Linked DNA regions of Mus musculus: region 2 is linked to region 1. A link is a loop called in an ENCODE intact Hi-C map of the cell type or tissue named here. Cell type or tissue: left cerebral cortex. All regions are shown on one strand.

Region 1 (8,000 bases):
GTCACCTTGGGGCCAGACATTATAGGGTCTGAGGTGAAGCCATAGCCTGATGCCTGGAGCATGGCTGAAGAAGTGTGTCTCTCCTGGGGCTGGGCTCAGTGCTCTTTGGAGTCCAAGTATACACTGTTGTGTTTATGTCTTTGTGTGTTACTCTCTGGGCTCTGGCTCCAGCTAGAGGATGAACTAGCAACCATGCAGAAGAAGCTGAAAGGGACAGAGGATGAGCTGGACAAGTATTCGGAAGCTTTAAAGGATGCTCAGGAGAAGCTGGAGCTAGCAGAGAAGAAGGCAGCCGACGTGAGTATTGGGGGATGGCTTATTTGCCTTCTTACCCATAGACTGTGGGGACATATGCCAACATAATACTCTTGCACATGACAATGCGCTGGCATGCTCTTCTGTTGGGGTATACTTTCTTACTCAAAGACATGTTGAGATTGAGGGCATAGTTCAGTGGCAGCATGCTTTCCTAACGTGCATGGATCCCTGGGTTCTACACTAGCACACATGCACGAGAGAGAGAGAGAGAGAGAGAGAGAGAGAGAGAGAGAGATCTCATTTCTGCACTATTCAACCTCCTTCGCAGTAATCTAATGACCTTTTCCAGAACCTGGACAAAGGAGGGGCCTCCACATCCAGATGCATGCTCTCAGGTATCCACTCCCCCACCCCCCCATGCCACATTCTTAGCTTTTGTGTACAAGGTTTGGCATGTGCATGTGTGTATTAATAGGGAGCCTCTCATCTCTCAGTTACCCAAGAAAGCCAGCTTAGATTTCACAATAGAAAATGGAGGTCACACTGACCTTGGCCCTATATGGGTTTATTTGTCCTAGCCAAGGTGGACATCTGCCTTTATGCCATAGAGATGCTACAGAGAACTCTGATCATAGGAGAGCAGTGACGTATCAAGGGTGAACTATAACAGAAACTGGGAAGCAGGCTAAGGCAGTACCCCTAGATCTTACTCTACAGCCCTGAATAAATTACATAGTTCTTAAGAGCCTTTTCCCCTCTTAAAACGAAAATGAATTGCCTCTGCCCACCTCCTACTACAGTTTGGTACCCACTTTCCTTCATTTCCAACACTGACGTTTGCTGCAAAGAGAAACACAAGACTATATAGGACATCTGCTTTGAAGAAAAGTACCACAGGATGGTTTATTTTTTATTTGGGGTGCTGGGGATTAAATTCAGCCCTCCAACCAGCTACATTTACCTAGCCCATAGGGGTTTTAACAAAAACAACAAAAGGATATGTCAGTTACACAGGCATATCATACACAGTTCTCAGCATCCAGGTGAGGAGAAAACTAGAAGCTGATGTTATTTTAAATCATGTTTGGTTTTGGAAAACAGCTTAAAGGACAGAGTGGATCACTCCCGACGGACGCATTTAGATGCTCACGTTCAGTCTTTGCTGGGAGGCATCTGCTCTTCTCTTTCTTTCTTTTTTTTTTTTTTTCTAATATATTTTCTAGATGTATTTATTTGCTGGGCAGTGGTGGCGCACGCCTTTAATCCTAGCACTTGGTAGGCAGAAGCAGGCGGATTTCTGAGTTTGAGGCTAGCCTGGTCTACAGAGTGAGTTCCAGGACAGCCAGGGCTACACAGAGAAACACTGTTTCAAAAAAAAACAACAAAAAAAAAACCAAAAAACAGCCGGGCGTGGTGGCGCACACCTTTAATCCCAGCACTTGGGAGGCAGAGGCAGGCAGATTTCTGAGTTCGAGGCCAGCCTGGTCTACAAAGTGAGCTCCAGGACAGCCAGGGCTATACAGAGAAACCCTGTCTTGAAAACAAACAAACAAACAAACAAACAAAACAAAAAACAAAAAAAAAACCAAAACCAAAACAAAACAAAACAAGATTAATTTACTATATATAACTATTTATTATTACTAATATTTAGATATAAGTACACTGTAGCTGTTTTCAGATAGAAGAGGGTATAATATCTCATTATGGGTGATTGTGAGCCACCATGTGGTTACTGGGATTTGAACTCAGGACCTCTGTTAGAGCAGTCAGTGCTCTTACCCGCCGAGCCATTCTTTAGCCCAGGCTGTCCTCTTTCAAAGTCTCAGTGTAGTGAGTGTTAGAATATACAATACCAGAGATTAGTGATGCAAATCTGGTGACAAGCACTAAAGGCAGCCTCAGTGTCTAAAAGTCTTGTCCGGTACAAGCTGCTCCCTCTCTGTTCCAGCACTACCTGGCTAAAAAAATTTAAATATGTAAAATTTTGTCTTATTTTAAATCCTCAACTTACTCCTGTCTCCTTTGTTACCTTCTCACATACTCAGTAAGTACCTCTCATTGATCCATACAAGAACAAGAAATTGACTGGGCAGGGCAGCAGAGGCAGGCAGATCTTTGTTTGAGGACAGCCTAGTCTACATGGTGAGTTCCAGAACAGCTATGGCTATAGAGAGAGAATCTGTTTCAAACAAAACAAAACTACAACAAATAAACAAAAAAGAGGGGGAAATTTGTTGAAACAGAAGCAGGAAGAAAGGCATCTTTTCTCCAAGTACCACCTGTGGGCTAAGCCTGCCACAGACTGGTTTTGGAAGTAAAGTATTATGAGAACACATGTCTAGTGTTTTTTTTTTTTTCCTGTGCAATAAAATAACTGCTATAGAGTCCACATGACCTGTAAGCCAGACATTCCATCTGGCCCTTTACTAAAACTTTGCTGACCTTTGCTTTGAAGAGAACAAGAAAGCAAGGAGGGTGTCTGTAGGAGCTGAGAAGAGCATGGACCAGGGAAGAGCGCTGAGGTTTACTTAGAGAACGAAGATCGGAATGTGTGCATCATTGTGGAGAGGGTGCTCTGTCTAATACAAAAAGGGCTAACAGCTTAGCCTCCGACCTTGAGATTAATAAATAAGTAAACAGGAATGAGGGAGCCAACTGCTACGTGTCTACACTAGTAGTTTGGTTATCTGAGAAGCCTTCCTGAATGTGTGGGATTTTTTTAGGGCTGCTTGAACAAAGAGAGGGCACTGGTGTGGCAAGGTCAGCCCAATCCTGTTTTTTCTTCCCAGAGTTTATTAGCTACTGTTATAGTTTTAAGTTGTAGCAAAATATACATACACAAAATACACAGGTTTTTGTTTTGTTTTGTTTTTCAGACTTATTTATTTCTTGTATGTGAGTATACTTCAGAAGAGGGCTTCAGATCTCCATTACAGATGGCTGTGAGCCACTATGTGGTTGCTGGGAATTGAACTCAGGACCTCTGGAAGGGCAGTCAGTGCTCTTAAACACTGAGCCATCTCTCCAGCCCCAAAATATGCAATTTTAACCATGTTTATGCTACACTCTGCTGACAGTAAGAACGTATTTATATTTTGTGTAACCATGTGTAAGATCCTTGTGTGTGTGTATTGTTTATATGTGTGTGCTTGCCTGTGAGGGTCTGGAGGCAGAGATAGGCATTGGATGCCTTCCTGTATATCTGTCCGTCTTGTTTTTGGAGCCAGGGTCTCTCACTGAGGCCAGCTGGCCAGCAAGCCCTGGGATCTGCCTGTTTCTGTTCCCCTGCCCCTCCCCCAGTGCTGGGATTGCAGATGCGCAGAGCCACAGCTGGCTCTTCTGTGCATGCTGGGGAACTCAATTCAGTTCCTCAGGTTTGTGCGGCAGGTCACCATCCCAGCCATAAGATGCTCTTAAGCCAAGATGAAATTAGAAGCTGTTTAGGGACAAATAGGAGAAAGAGGAATGCAAGGGGTGGGACTCTGGACACAAGAGTCACAACACCCTTTTTTTAGGAACAAGTGTTGGGAAGGATGAGGAAATAGGAGACAGGGATGGTCACAGACACCTGTTGGTATGCTGCATTGTTTGTCACTAGGAAAACAATAGCCCTGGTTGGTCTTCTGGCTGCCAATCCATCATGCCTCTGAAAGCTACCGGGAGTCAACTCATCTGCTTCCCTAGATCACAAGGAGATTATCTGTACAAAGGAACCGGCCTCTGGAATGCAATTTGGTGTTGTCTCAACTTTGATTGGCCTTGAGCAGGTCTAAGGTTTCAGGGAGGTACAACAGTGCCACCTGCTGGTCAGAACTCAGATGATAAAAATTTTCACCAGCAGCTCCTCTGATGAAACTTAACTCAAAACAAGCTTGAGAAATACTTAGGCCATCAAAACAATTTTCCTGCATGCCAGAACCTTGTCTTCTGTCTTAGTTCCTGGGGAAGTGGGGAGTAATCAATGTGTACAGGATACGCTGCTGAGAAAATTATTGTTTGTTCAAGTTTTTTTTTTTTTTTGTGAATAGTCTCATTGTTCAGCAATCTTTTTTTTTTCCCCAAAAGAAAGGAACAGCCTGAGACCTAGAACCAGATATAAGTGTTTTCTGAACCCAGAGACTCCACAGAGCTAAATCCTCAGCCCCGAGTTAATATTCTTAGTTCTAAATCCTCTCTATATCCTATTTCTCAAGGGAAGGGAAGAGGTTTATCAAAGGAGGGATTTGTCATTGTTAGTTACTGAGAAGGCAGTAGAAATCCAGAGAAATAAAGATGTGATAGTTCACACTTGAAATTTCAGTTCTCAGGAAGCTGATACAGAAGGACCCAGAGGTTAAGACCACCCAAAATTACAAAAGTGAGTTGGAGGCCAGTCAGGACCACCTGAGATACAATCGCAAAACACAAAAATAAAGCCAAGCAAACAAAAACTCGGGAAGCAGGAGCCAGAGAGATGGCGCAGTGGTCAAGAGCACTGGCTGCTTTTCCAGAGGCTCTGGGTTCAATTCCCAGCGAAGATAGGGTAGCTCACAACCATTTATAATGTAATCTGATGCCCTCTTCTGGCATGCAGGTGCACATGTAGATAGAGCACTCATACGTAAAATAAATAAATGAATGAATCTTAAAAAACAAAACAAAAGACCTAGAGAAGCAAAGGGAAAACAAAATAAACCTCTTTATAGTTGTGCTTCCAGAAATCCTGAATGGTAGGTCCTGTAGAAGTAGTTTTTAACTCATTCTTTGGAGTACCTGAAAGCCAAAGTAAAACTAATGAAAGTTACTACAATTTAGAGGTGAGATTCCACAATCGTTTTGCTGTTGCACCAAGGATATGTTAGAGGTGTAAATATCTTGTCTACAAGAGGGATTGCACACAGATATTAAATTACCAAGTCCTAAATCATTCCAGGGGTCAAAGAGGGTGACATGTTAACTGCTCATTTGTATGGAGTCTCTCAAAAGCTACAGGAGAGAAGCTTGATATTCAAACAAAACACCTAAGTCCCGAGCTGATCCTAACAGAATGCCAACTTGCCCATCTCTTCCATCTGGTAGTTCCTTTATTGACTTCCAGATGGGAGAGAACTGTCTCAACAGTTTTGGGGGTTGTTTTGAGACAGCGTTTTATGTAGCTCAGACTAGCCTTAAATTCACCCTGTAGCCAAAGATGACCTTGAATTTCTGCTCTTTCTGTCTCACCCACTAAGTACCGAATGGTACTTATGGATACGTGCCACTAGGCTAGTTTAAGTGCTCCTGGAGATTCAGCCCAGGGCTTCGAATGTGCTTGGCTAGTGCTTTACAAACTGAGCAATATCCACAGCTCCTCCTAATAGATTTTCAAAGGACCTCACTGGGACTCCTTGCAAGGTGAAGGCTAGAGTCTTCTGTCTAGGCTTGTCTCAGAACCTGGTTTTGGAATCTGTCCTAGACTGAGTAGAAGTGGAAGCACATGGGATATTTTAAATTGCGGAGCGGGAGCAGACGCAGTGGTAGGGAGGCACCGGATAAGAGAGGGGTCAACTGCGTAAGTGTTCACGACAGCACCATTTTAGTAAATGGGACAGCCATTGTTACGAGACAGCCTGGTGGGTGAGGCTAGACTATGAAGCGCCTCTCAGTTACTATGGTAGCCTTACCAAACCCCGCCCCCTTTACTGGACTAAGGAAAGACGGCCCTGAGTGGTCGCCTAGGGTTACTGGGAGGCTCCACCCTTCACTTTCTGCGGGCTGCCCGAGTGGACTGCGTTCCCGCCTGCTTGGCAGGGGGAGGACGCGCGGTGGCGGCGGCGTCACATCCCGGCGTATGAGTGAGTTCCGGTATTTCAGGGCGGAGCAGGCGGAAGTAGGGTGAAAAGCGGCTACAACGCCGAGCGGAGGAGGTAGGAACCTGATTTCCAGAAGCAGCTTGTAGGCACCATGGCCGGGACCACCACCATCGAGGCGGTAAAGCGCAAGATCCAGGTTCTGCAGCAGCAAGCTGATGATGCGGAGGAAAGGGCCGAGCGCCTCCAGCGGGAAGTGGAGGGAGAAAGGCGGGCCCGGGAGCAGGTACGCACGGAGAGCCGAGGCGCAGCAGGGAAGGGCTCGGCGTCCCTCTGCTGTGCTCAGCTCCATGGAGCCTTGGAAACCCGGACTAGTCATGGAGTCCTAAGGTTGGGTGGGACTCGATTACGATGGCCCGGTAAGCGGATGCGGAGGAAACTTAAGTGCTCACGCGAGCAGGCTAGACCCTGGAAAGAATCGAGCCCCGCGCGGCGCGGGCTGCCCTCTCCCTTTTTCCCCCCAGCTCATTCATTCGGTCCCTCGGAGCCGGGCGCGGTCAGGGGAGGGGCTCGGCGGCCTTTCCCTCCCCCACTTCTCTGCGAAGGGTGGGGACCTTTTACTCTCGCCTGAGGTTTCCGGTCTGAGGGGTAGAAGTGAGCGCTCCTCTGGGCTGGGAGGGGCCGAGCGTAACCTGTGAAAAATGAGGGTGGGAGGTGGGAGCCGCCGGAAAGCCCCCGACCTGGCCCACTGGCGGCTTTTCCGCTCCCTCCTCCTCCTGCTCAGGAAATGAGCCAGCAGTTGGCTGAGAGGAAGCGCGGTTCCCTCCCTCACTGGTCGAGCTTAAGGCCGCGCCACCTCCTCGCATCCTCGAGCCTGGGGACCTTTCCTAACTAACTGGCACTCCCGCCCCTCACTTGTGAAGTGGGAGAGGAGCTGCTACTTCGCCCGTTGTTAGCAAATGTCGGAGCCAGCAAAGTTCCTAGACCCTGCCCATCAGGACCTGGAAGGCAGGAACTTCTGCCAGATTCAGGCCTGAAATGTGAGCAGTACAAATTTGAACATTCCTCCTAAGCTGGCTGATAAGGGAGTGTGTAGCAGAGAGTCAGATGCCACGCCAGTTTTAAGGTTTCTGACTGATTGGAACACTGGAGGATGGGAACAGATTAGAGAGTGGCGCTGCTGATTTCGGGGGGGGGGGGGGAGGCTGTTTTCTCAGTTAACCCAGTACAGTGGTTTTTGTTCAACTGAAAGTGTTAGTGGGATGAATGGATTCCTGCTTAGGACCTAATGAAAAAGAACTCAGTGGCTTACTGGAGTTTTATATATACATACATATATATATATATATATATATTTTTTTTTTTTTTTTGGTTTTTCGAGACAGGGTTTCTCCGTGTAGCCCTGGCTGTCCTGAAACTCACTTTGTAGACCAGGCTGACCTCGAACTCAGAAATCCGCCTGCCTCTGCCTCCCGAGTGCTGGGATTAAAGGCGTGTGCCACCACACCGGGCTTGAAGTTCTTTATTGCTCTTGCTTTTGGTGTCTTTTCAATCTTTTGATGTTCATTTGAGGAGTAACTATTTTTGAGGGGGCAAAAGGGATGAGTGTGGAAAAGGAGACCACAGCTCCCTTCCAAGATAATGTTTTAACTTTATTAAAATGCTTTATAACTGGGCATAGAGAGGACAGCTTGTCTTTCCATAGGCGTCCAGTATGGTTGTTTTGAGACAGGGTGTCCATTTGCATTCCCAGCAGTCCTGCATAAGCCTCCCAAGTGCTGGAATTACTGTGGGCTTGCTTGGCCACTCCTGGCATGCCTGCAACTTCTCCTTATCAAGTCTAGTGAGATTGCTGTAGAAATGAGGAAGTCTTCAGAAGGGAAAATGGAGAGTGTGGTGGAGAGAATTGGCCATGTGCTGCAGAGTGTTAGGCTGATGTCTAAGTGTGGGAGTGGTTTAGGGTAGGTAGGG
Region 2 (8,000 bases), 110 kb before region 1:
CAACCTTTTTCCTACCATTTACAAGTATTTCCTCTAAAGCGAACATCACTGTTAGTGACCCTTATTTAGCAGCATTCAACCTAAACCCCGCAGACTCCACGCTGCAGGGCCAACTCCAGGGCCAAGAATAAGAGGTGTCCGATGAAGGGTAGCCCCTCAGACTTAAAAGGGACAGTAACTTGGTTACGCAGTAAGCTTGCCCAACCTTACATCTGACAGAATTCCAGACCTCTTCCCCCAACAAGCACAATGCAGTAACAAACCTCAGGCCACAGAGTCCCCAGACAAATGACACATCTGACACCCAGAAACTTCCCTCAAAGGGTCCCCTTTCCTACTGAGACCCTAATCTCCAAACACCATGCAAGAAAAAAGGAGGGTCCCAAAGGGCCCGCAAAGAGCCCTTTGGAGGAAGGGAGGCTAAAGACAAGGGAATGTGGAGGTCAGAGGGGGGAAACTACAGATTTGTGAGAGCTGCCAGACTCTGCCTCCCCGTTACCTGTCCCCCAAGAAGGCTTCTTCTGGCTCCAAGAGGGAGGTGCCCCGGCCCGGGCCCACTTCTCGGGTATCTCCTTGGGGACCGTCATGATCCCGTTTTTAAAAGGCGCATTGACTGTCCTTGGGCCTCAGCGTCGCCTACGGGGCGGCCCCCCAGGGAGGCGCAAGAGCTGCGGCCACGCAGAGGGGAGCCCCGGCCGCTGGGCGTGAGCGACACCCGCAGCCCAAGCCATCCTCACGGCCACCTGCGCCTGGGACCACCAGCTCTGCAGGAGCTCCGCTCCCGAACCTCAGGACTGAGGCGAGCTCCGAGTGGCCCGGACCTGGAGCCCACGCCCCAGGCTCCGCCCCACCTGCTCCCACTGCAGAGCCGAAGCCTGCCAGTGCCGCGTAGGCGAAAGCCAGCGCATGGCCCCGCCCCCTCTCCCAGCCAATGCGGGAGAGCGGACCGCCCGCGTTGTCCAGGACAACGGCTTTCAACCCACAGACAACCCCTCCTTCCGCGGGAAACCGAGGACTCCGGTGGGTAGGCAAAGGAGGCCAGAGCCCAAGAGCCCAGGCCAAAGAGTAGGTATTGCAGATGCTTTTGAGTTAAGAGGTTGGTGACTAGCAATCACGGCCGAGCATCAGCCCAAGGATGAAATGAATTTAGCTTCTTAAACTACCCGCTCAGGACGCCTAGTCCTTTTTTCTCAGAACCATACTAGTCCTTCCTCTTCCCTTGGCTCCCTCAGTCATAACAACAGCCATTTTCATCATGCCCCCAGAGACCCACTTCTTGCCTCTCTTACCTGGGGGGCGCTTTTTTGCACACAGTGCCATCTCACCCAGCAAGGTTCCAGCAATCCATGGGAGACCCTGCAAGAAAGTAACAGACACACGCAGAATTCTTCACTGCCCACATCAGATGCCTTCTGAAAACTATCCTAGCTCTGCTCTGCCCTGCCCTCCCCACCTCCTCCAACTCCACTAACGCTCACCTTCCTGCACTGACATGAAAACCTGAGAGAAAAGGGAGGCCTTCCCTCTGTCCTGGAAAACATGAGGGAACTGAGAATTTACAGAAGCCAGAGCCTATAGGGAAAGGGCCTAGAAGAGACCAGATATAACAAGTGAGACGTAGCTCTCAAGGTATCCACCTGAGGAACAATGGCTGTCCCGTGTGCCGTCCTAGTGGCAATGACAGCTGCTGCCGGTACTAGAAAGCAGAATGTGCCCTAGTGGGTTGGGTGGAGAGCTAGGAACCAGGAAACACCTGGCAGAGCATCAGGAAGCAGGGTGGCCATGTTCCACCCTTCTAGAAAGCTCCTAATGTCCCCACCCCTACTTTCATTACTGGGGCTTCCATTATCACCTCCTCCCCAGGAGGGTTCTCATCAGACACATGGCCACCACTTCCTGCAGACAGTCCTCAAACCATTTCCTCTCAATCTTGTCCAGCCACCCTCTGGGGCCATCAGAGAGGTCTTCCCAGTCCTGCTAAGGGGTCACCATTCTCTCTCACCCCGAGTCTACTCCAGTCAGAATGACACTAAGAACAGGCTCAAGAGAGCCTCTGCTTCCTCCCACCCTCTCATGTACTTTCTCCTAAAAAGGTGTAAGTCCAGGCCACAGGAAACTCCTCTTCCTTCAGATGGAAAGCCTTGCCCCTCCTTAGTTCCCTTGCCTCTAGCCTGTCAGTCCCAAGAGATACTAATTGCCTGTCTGCCCAATCTCTGTAATTACTGACTGTGGTCCTAGCCCAGCCATCCTCTCCCGCTCTCCCTTCACTAATGTGCACTCCCTCCTTGACCTCAGAGCAGACAGTCCTGAGGGGCACTAAGTCCTTTTCACTCCTGACTCTCCACAACTGTGGCAAGCAACAGTGGCTGCCCCCTTGGCTCTGGAAGAAAAACCTCATGAACAATTTGGCGATGCCAAACCCTCTTCCAGGGCCCCAGCCAGGGTCTCCACCCAATCTAGAGCATGAGTCACGGGGAGGGTGGAGTGTGGAACCAGACGCTAAAGGAGAGGATGCAGGGTGGGCATTGCTGGCTCCTACCCAGCCCCACTCGAGTGGGAGGCTATCAAGCATCGTTAGCCCTAACATCTGGGTCTTCCTTCTTGGAAAGAGTTAACAGTGGAGCAAGCTGACCATCAAGCGTCAAGTCTGGATACAGATCAGGAAAGTACTTTTACCTCTAGGACCCTGGGGAGACTGAGAACAACTTTGGCCCCAATCCTCGAGAGGGGTGCAGTAACAAGGTCCCCCTCTCAGGATATCCTGGTTTTCTAAACCGACTAGGCCCACCAGCCACGTCGCCTTGCCCCGTCACCCTACCCCAGCCCCCTCTGCAGCCACATCTGGGATAAAAATAGCCAGCCATGGGAAAGAGGCAGCGCTCCACGAAGGAAAAAAGACTCCTCCTCTGGGTCTGGCCTCCGCTCCTTTCCAACCAAGAGCCTTTTCAGGGGAAGCTAGCAGATAGACGAGACAGGAGAAAACAATAATACCGGAGGCCACCTTCCTTCCCTCTCCAAGGACAGTATCCAGGACCCACCACACAGCTCTGAGCTCCCAAAGCTAACATCCCTGGCACCCTTGGTTTTCCTGGGGCACAGAGAGACCTCCACCTTCCCGGGACAAATCCTATCAGCCCCAAACTCCCTCTCTAGGCACCTAAAGGCTGGCACCAGGTTACTCCTCACACCCCAGCTCCGCACGCCCCTTCGGGGCCCCATTTTCCCAGCTTGCGCACAGCTACCGGTTCTCTCCATCCTGGTAGCCCTTCTCTCCAGCCTCCCACAGCCGCTCCCCGTGGCACCGCTGCCCGCGCCTCCCAGAGCCGACCCTCCCGGTCCACACCCCCGGCCCCACGGTGGCAGCGCCTTACCTTAGCGCTCCGCGCGCGGCGCTCGGCCCGGCGGCCCCGTCCGGCCCATGCCGGGGGCTGGGGCGGGGGCGCTCGGCTCCGCTGCCCGCAGGCTCCCGCCCCCCCACAGCAGCCCGGCTCTCCTGACCCCCCCGGGGCCCCGGCCCGCTACTTTGTGTCAGTTTCGGCCGCGGGGCGGAAGTGACGGCTGCGGCCACGGGCGGGGGGCGGGAGGGGCTTTGGGGAGGTGAGGGGCGCGGCGTGCGCCATCTTGGTGCGTAGGGAAGGGGGGGGTCCCAAGCTCCAGCCGGGACACGCACACAATCGGCGAGGCTGGAGGACGCTGGGATGCTGCTGCTTTATTTTGGAAGCCAGAAACCGAGCGAATGCTGCTTTCTCTGCCAGAAACCATCTTCGGGGAGGAGCCTGATGCGGGAGTAGTGATGAAGAAGCCCCGTAGCACACTTCTCTCTAGCCCAAGTCTCTGCTGTGCTTCCCTCCTCGCCCTGGCTCATCTCAAGGCCTTTCACTTCCTGAAAAGGCACAGCTATGCATTGACTGGGAGTTGTGCCTCAGTTTCTCCACTTGGTTCTCCTGACGATAAGTAGTTGACTTTGCCCCTTACCACATTCCCTTGGGTGGTATATTACGCGCGCGGACACACACACCTCGAAGAACTATCTGAGGTCGTTGGCGCTCCTGTCAGGCCAAAGGTAGGAAACGTAGAGATTTCCCGAGCTGGCAGCCAGAAGACAGGAAGATAGCTCCGAGGCAGAGCCCTTGCCTAGGCCCTAAATCAAATCCCTAATGCCACAAAGTACGAGTGGTTTTGTTGTGTTGTTGTTGTTGTTTTGAGTCAGTGGGAGGGGATGTCTCACTATGTAGCTCTGAAAGGCCTGAAATTCTCAGAGACCCTAGGCGTGCTCCATCACTTCCGAGTCAAACTTAAACTGGGTTTTGTTTGTTAAAAAGATTCACTCTTAAACCGGGCGTGGTGGCGCATGCCTTTGGTCCCAGCGTGCGCCTTCGATCCCAGCACTCCGAGGCAGAGGCAGGCGGATTTCTGAATTGGAGGCCAGCCTGGTCTACAAAAAGTTCCAGGACAGCCAGAGCTATACAGAGAAACCCTGTCTCGAAAAACCATTAAAAAAAAAAAAGATTCACTCTTGTTAGGTGTGTTGAGTAACACGCTGAAGTCAAAGCCGTTATGGTCTGCATAGAAGATTTCAGTACTCCATAGGGAGACCTCGTCTTAAGACGAAAAAGTGAAGAAGGGAGAGTAGAGGAAACCAAGCTTCTCTCGAGAAGCTCCCAGGCCCTACCCCTCAAAGGATCCTAGGATCCCTCCACCCACCCGATTCTAGAAACCTTCCCAAAGCCAGCGTGCACACCCTCTGGCGGCTCCTTTAAGGAACTGCGTGCCTGGAAGCTCCCAGGGTAGAAGACCAGTCTGGAGTCCTTCAGGAGTGGTAAACAGAAGTGTCCTAGTCTGGCATAGTAATACAAAGAATATCTGTCTTGCGTGCTGGCCAGCTCATGGTGCTCTTGCAGAGTGGGATAAGATTGGTCCTTGTCACAGCTTACACTCCAGCTGAGCTAGAGTAACCAAGTCTGAAGCCTTGAGTTGAGATGCCATCACCTTTGGAAATGGTTCTAAATCCTCAGGATGGTGCAGAGCCACCAGGAGCTGGTATTCGGCTGTGCCCAGGGTGGCCCCCACCATAGGAGCCACTGGAGGCACCCACCACCAGCCATTACCAGCGCTGTAATGGAAAGACAAAGGGAGGGGTCAGAGGTGGCTCTTAGACACACCTCTTCCCATAAGCCAGGACTAGTAAGGCAGGCCCTCACACTATTCCTGTCATGACATCCAACAGTGAGCATGGGTTCACATTCATGAATGGGAAGCACTTAGGAAGCAACCCCCAGCAGAACTTAGTCCAACCTCTAGTCTTGCAGAATAAACTGAATAGACTTTTTTACGGATGGAGTCACTAAAGCCCAAAGTAGTAGTATGGCATGCCCAAGGACACCTCTGAACCTACTATATGCATGAAAAGGGGGAGGGGGGATGCAGGAGAGCTATGAAGGAAGGGAGAACTTGCCAGCTGAAGAAGGAACACTGTTCTAAGAATACAAGGGCAGTATGTAAGTGGATAGAACTCAGGTTGGACATGGTAGCACATGCCTTCAATCCCAGCACATGGAGGGATCTCTGCCAGCCTGGTACATAGTGAAACCCTGTCTCAAAAAAAAAAGGGGGGGGGAGGAATCTGGAGAACCATGGACAAAGCTATTAATAGGGGTAAATGGAGGACTGTACCAAGGGAAGCTGTCTCCTACCTGAAGACGCCAGGGCCCCAGCCAGCAAAGTAGTGAAGATCCTTGGGCCCAGGTCCCGGGCAGGGTTGAGTGGAAAGCCACAGTTTGCACCCATGGATAGTCCAATGGTGAGGATCAGCAGTCCCACCACCACCGGCTCCAGACCTGCAGGCGCTCCTTTATTCCGTCTGTCTAGGGTCGCTAACAGCCCCACAATCAGCATCCAGGTACCCAGAACCCTGAGGTTGACAGAGGTCGAAGGAAAGCCATCAAGTGACACATAGGTGCTTCATTTGCCTTCTGTCACTCAAACACACTGTGCCACCCCCTCTATGCCATCTGTGCAGCAGAAGCTACGGGACCAAGGTAGAATGAACCCATATTCCACCCAAAATCTGAACAACGAGCTGGGATCCCAACAAACAAGGCAAAGTGCGGGACTTTCCCATATCTTCTGCTCATACTTACCTGATCCAAGAAGCCATTGTTCAGGGACAGATAGGGGGAAGGGTAAGTGGCAAAAATGGAGGCTGCCTCTTTGGGACCGGTCACTGTCAGGTTCCCACCTGTGTAGTTCTGTAGGGCATCCTCAAGAGAGAGGGGCACTCAGAGTTTCCATCTTTGCAAGGCACCTCTGCCCACAACTGTCCCCGATCACATTCTCTTACCATAGTAGAGAATGTAAGTGGCCCCTGAGGCACAGAAAGCAGACAGCAGTTGCACAACGCAGTAAACGGGGAGCTTGGCCCAGGGGAGGCGTCCCACCAGGCACATGGCCAGAGAAAAGGCTGGGTTTAGGTGGGCTCCTTCACAAGATCAAAGGGGAAAGACAGTGTTAGGTACCACTGCCAAACACTGTCACAACACCATGCTTTCTCCTGCAATGCTTATTTCCATTACTTAGTTTAAACAAGGCTCAAAAACTGGAGAGATGGCTCAGCGATCAAGAGCACTGGTTGTTCTTGGAAAGGACCTGGGGTTATCAGCATGGCAGCTCAAAACAATCTGTAACTCCAGTCCAAGGGACCCGTTGCCCTCTTTGGGACACCTCATGTACTTGCACAGACATACATCCAGGCAAAACACCCAAACATATACTTTTTAAAAAGTGATTTGCCAGAGTGGAGAGATGGCTCAGTGATTAAGAGCACTGGCTGTTCTTCCAAAGGTCCTGATTCAAGGACCTTTGCTCTGCCAAAGGTCCTGAGTTCAAATCCCAGCCACCACATGGTGGCTCACAACCATCCGTAACAAGATCTGACGCCCTCTTCTAGAGTGTCTGAGTGTACTTACATATAATAAAATAAATTAAAAAAATAAATCTTAAAAAAAAAAGGTGATTTACCAAGATCACAGGATCATACAGTGAAACCAAAATATGAGCCTGAAGCCCTGAAGCCAGGCGTGGTGGCACACGCCTTTAATCCCAGCACTCGGGAGGCAGAGGCAGGCGGATTTCTGAGTTTGAGGCCAGCCTGGTCTACAAAGTGAGTTCCAGGACAGCCAGGGCTACACAGAGAAACCCTGTCTCGAACCCCACTCCTCCAAAAAAATATGCCTGAAAAGGAGTGCCTCCCCTGCAGCACACTGTCTGGTGGCCCAACCTTAGCACTCTAATACATGTATTAAGAGCAGGCTGGGCTGGAGAGATGGTTTAGCAGTCCTGAGTTCAAAGCATCCAAAATGAGATCTGACGCCCTCTACTGGTGGGACTGAAGACAGCTACAGTGTACTTACATATAATGATAAATAAAAATCTTGGGGCTGGAGCGAGTGGGGCCGGAGTGAGCAGTGGTCCTGAATTCAATTCCCAGCAACCATGTGGTTACATGATGGCTCCCAAACATCTGTACAGTTACAGTGTACTCATATACATAAAATTAATAAATAAATCTTTTAAAAAAGAGAGAGAGAGAGAGAAGCTGATGAAGTCCTGAGCCCATGTGAGGCACAGAAGAATTGTCCCCAACACTCTGCCATAGATCTCTGCCTGAGTGAGTTAAGAGTCGGGTCAAGAACAGGAACAGTGAGTGAGGTAGGTGAAGGAGAGGGACTGGATGAGCCAAAGCCATATCTCAGTCCCGAACACTTGGCCAAGCTCCAGGGGATAAAGCCTACAAAGTCACCAAAAGAACCTGGCTGTTCCCAGTCACTCATTCACATGCACACCACTGAGATCGGAGATCGCTACTGTAACAGCCAGAGAGCTGGCCAGACAGGTGGTAAAAAAAAAAGTTGCCTTTGTTTTCTTCACTAGTGACAGCCTGGGCCACGGACCCCTGAGTGAGGAGCTGGTGGGGAGAGGGAAGGCAAGGGATGGATGGAGAG

Evidence for each region. Hi-C counts contacts between places; a loop is a spot of excess contacts. Peaks named below come from ENCODE experiments on the same cell type or tissue, not always from the same donor. Only the 100,000 strongest peaks of a DNase experiment are listed, where the experiment ranks them.
Region 2: a loop joins it to region 1, with 5 times the contacts of the local background. A loop is called at or near these places in 23 of 42 quality-filtered maps.

Annotation. Positions count from the first base shown.
Region 1 is chr3:90,073,549-90,081,548 of GRCm38, forward strand. Tpm3 (tropomyosin 3, gamma) reads left to right here. Exons shown (of 10, transcript NM_001293748.1): 2 at 172-297. Among named protein-coding and RNA genes, the nearest start is that of Tpm3, 4.9 kb to the left of the region's middle. In left cerebral cortex, CTCF peaks have their summits at 4,062 (motif pointing left), 4,817 (motif pointing left) and 6,118; DNase peaks (open chromatin) are centred at 4,053, 6,017 and 6,823; H3K4me3 peaks cover 2,381 bases; H3K27ac peaks cover 1,834 bases.
Region 2 is chr3:89,959,786-89,967,785 of GRCm38, forward strand. Atp8b2 (ATPase, class I, type 8B, member 2) reads right to left here and starts at 3,553. Exons shown (of 28, transcript NM_001081182.3): 1 at 3,372-3,553; 2 at 1,290-1,356. The coding sequence starts at 1,320. It also overlaps the pseudogene Aqp10-ps. In left cerebral cortex, CTCF peaks have their summits at 4,750 and 7,374 (motif pointing left); DNase peaks (open chromatin) are centred at 900, 1,687, 2,601, 2,931 and 5 more places; H3K4me3 peaks cover 4,423 bases; H3K27ac peaks cover 4,403 bases.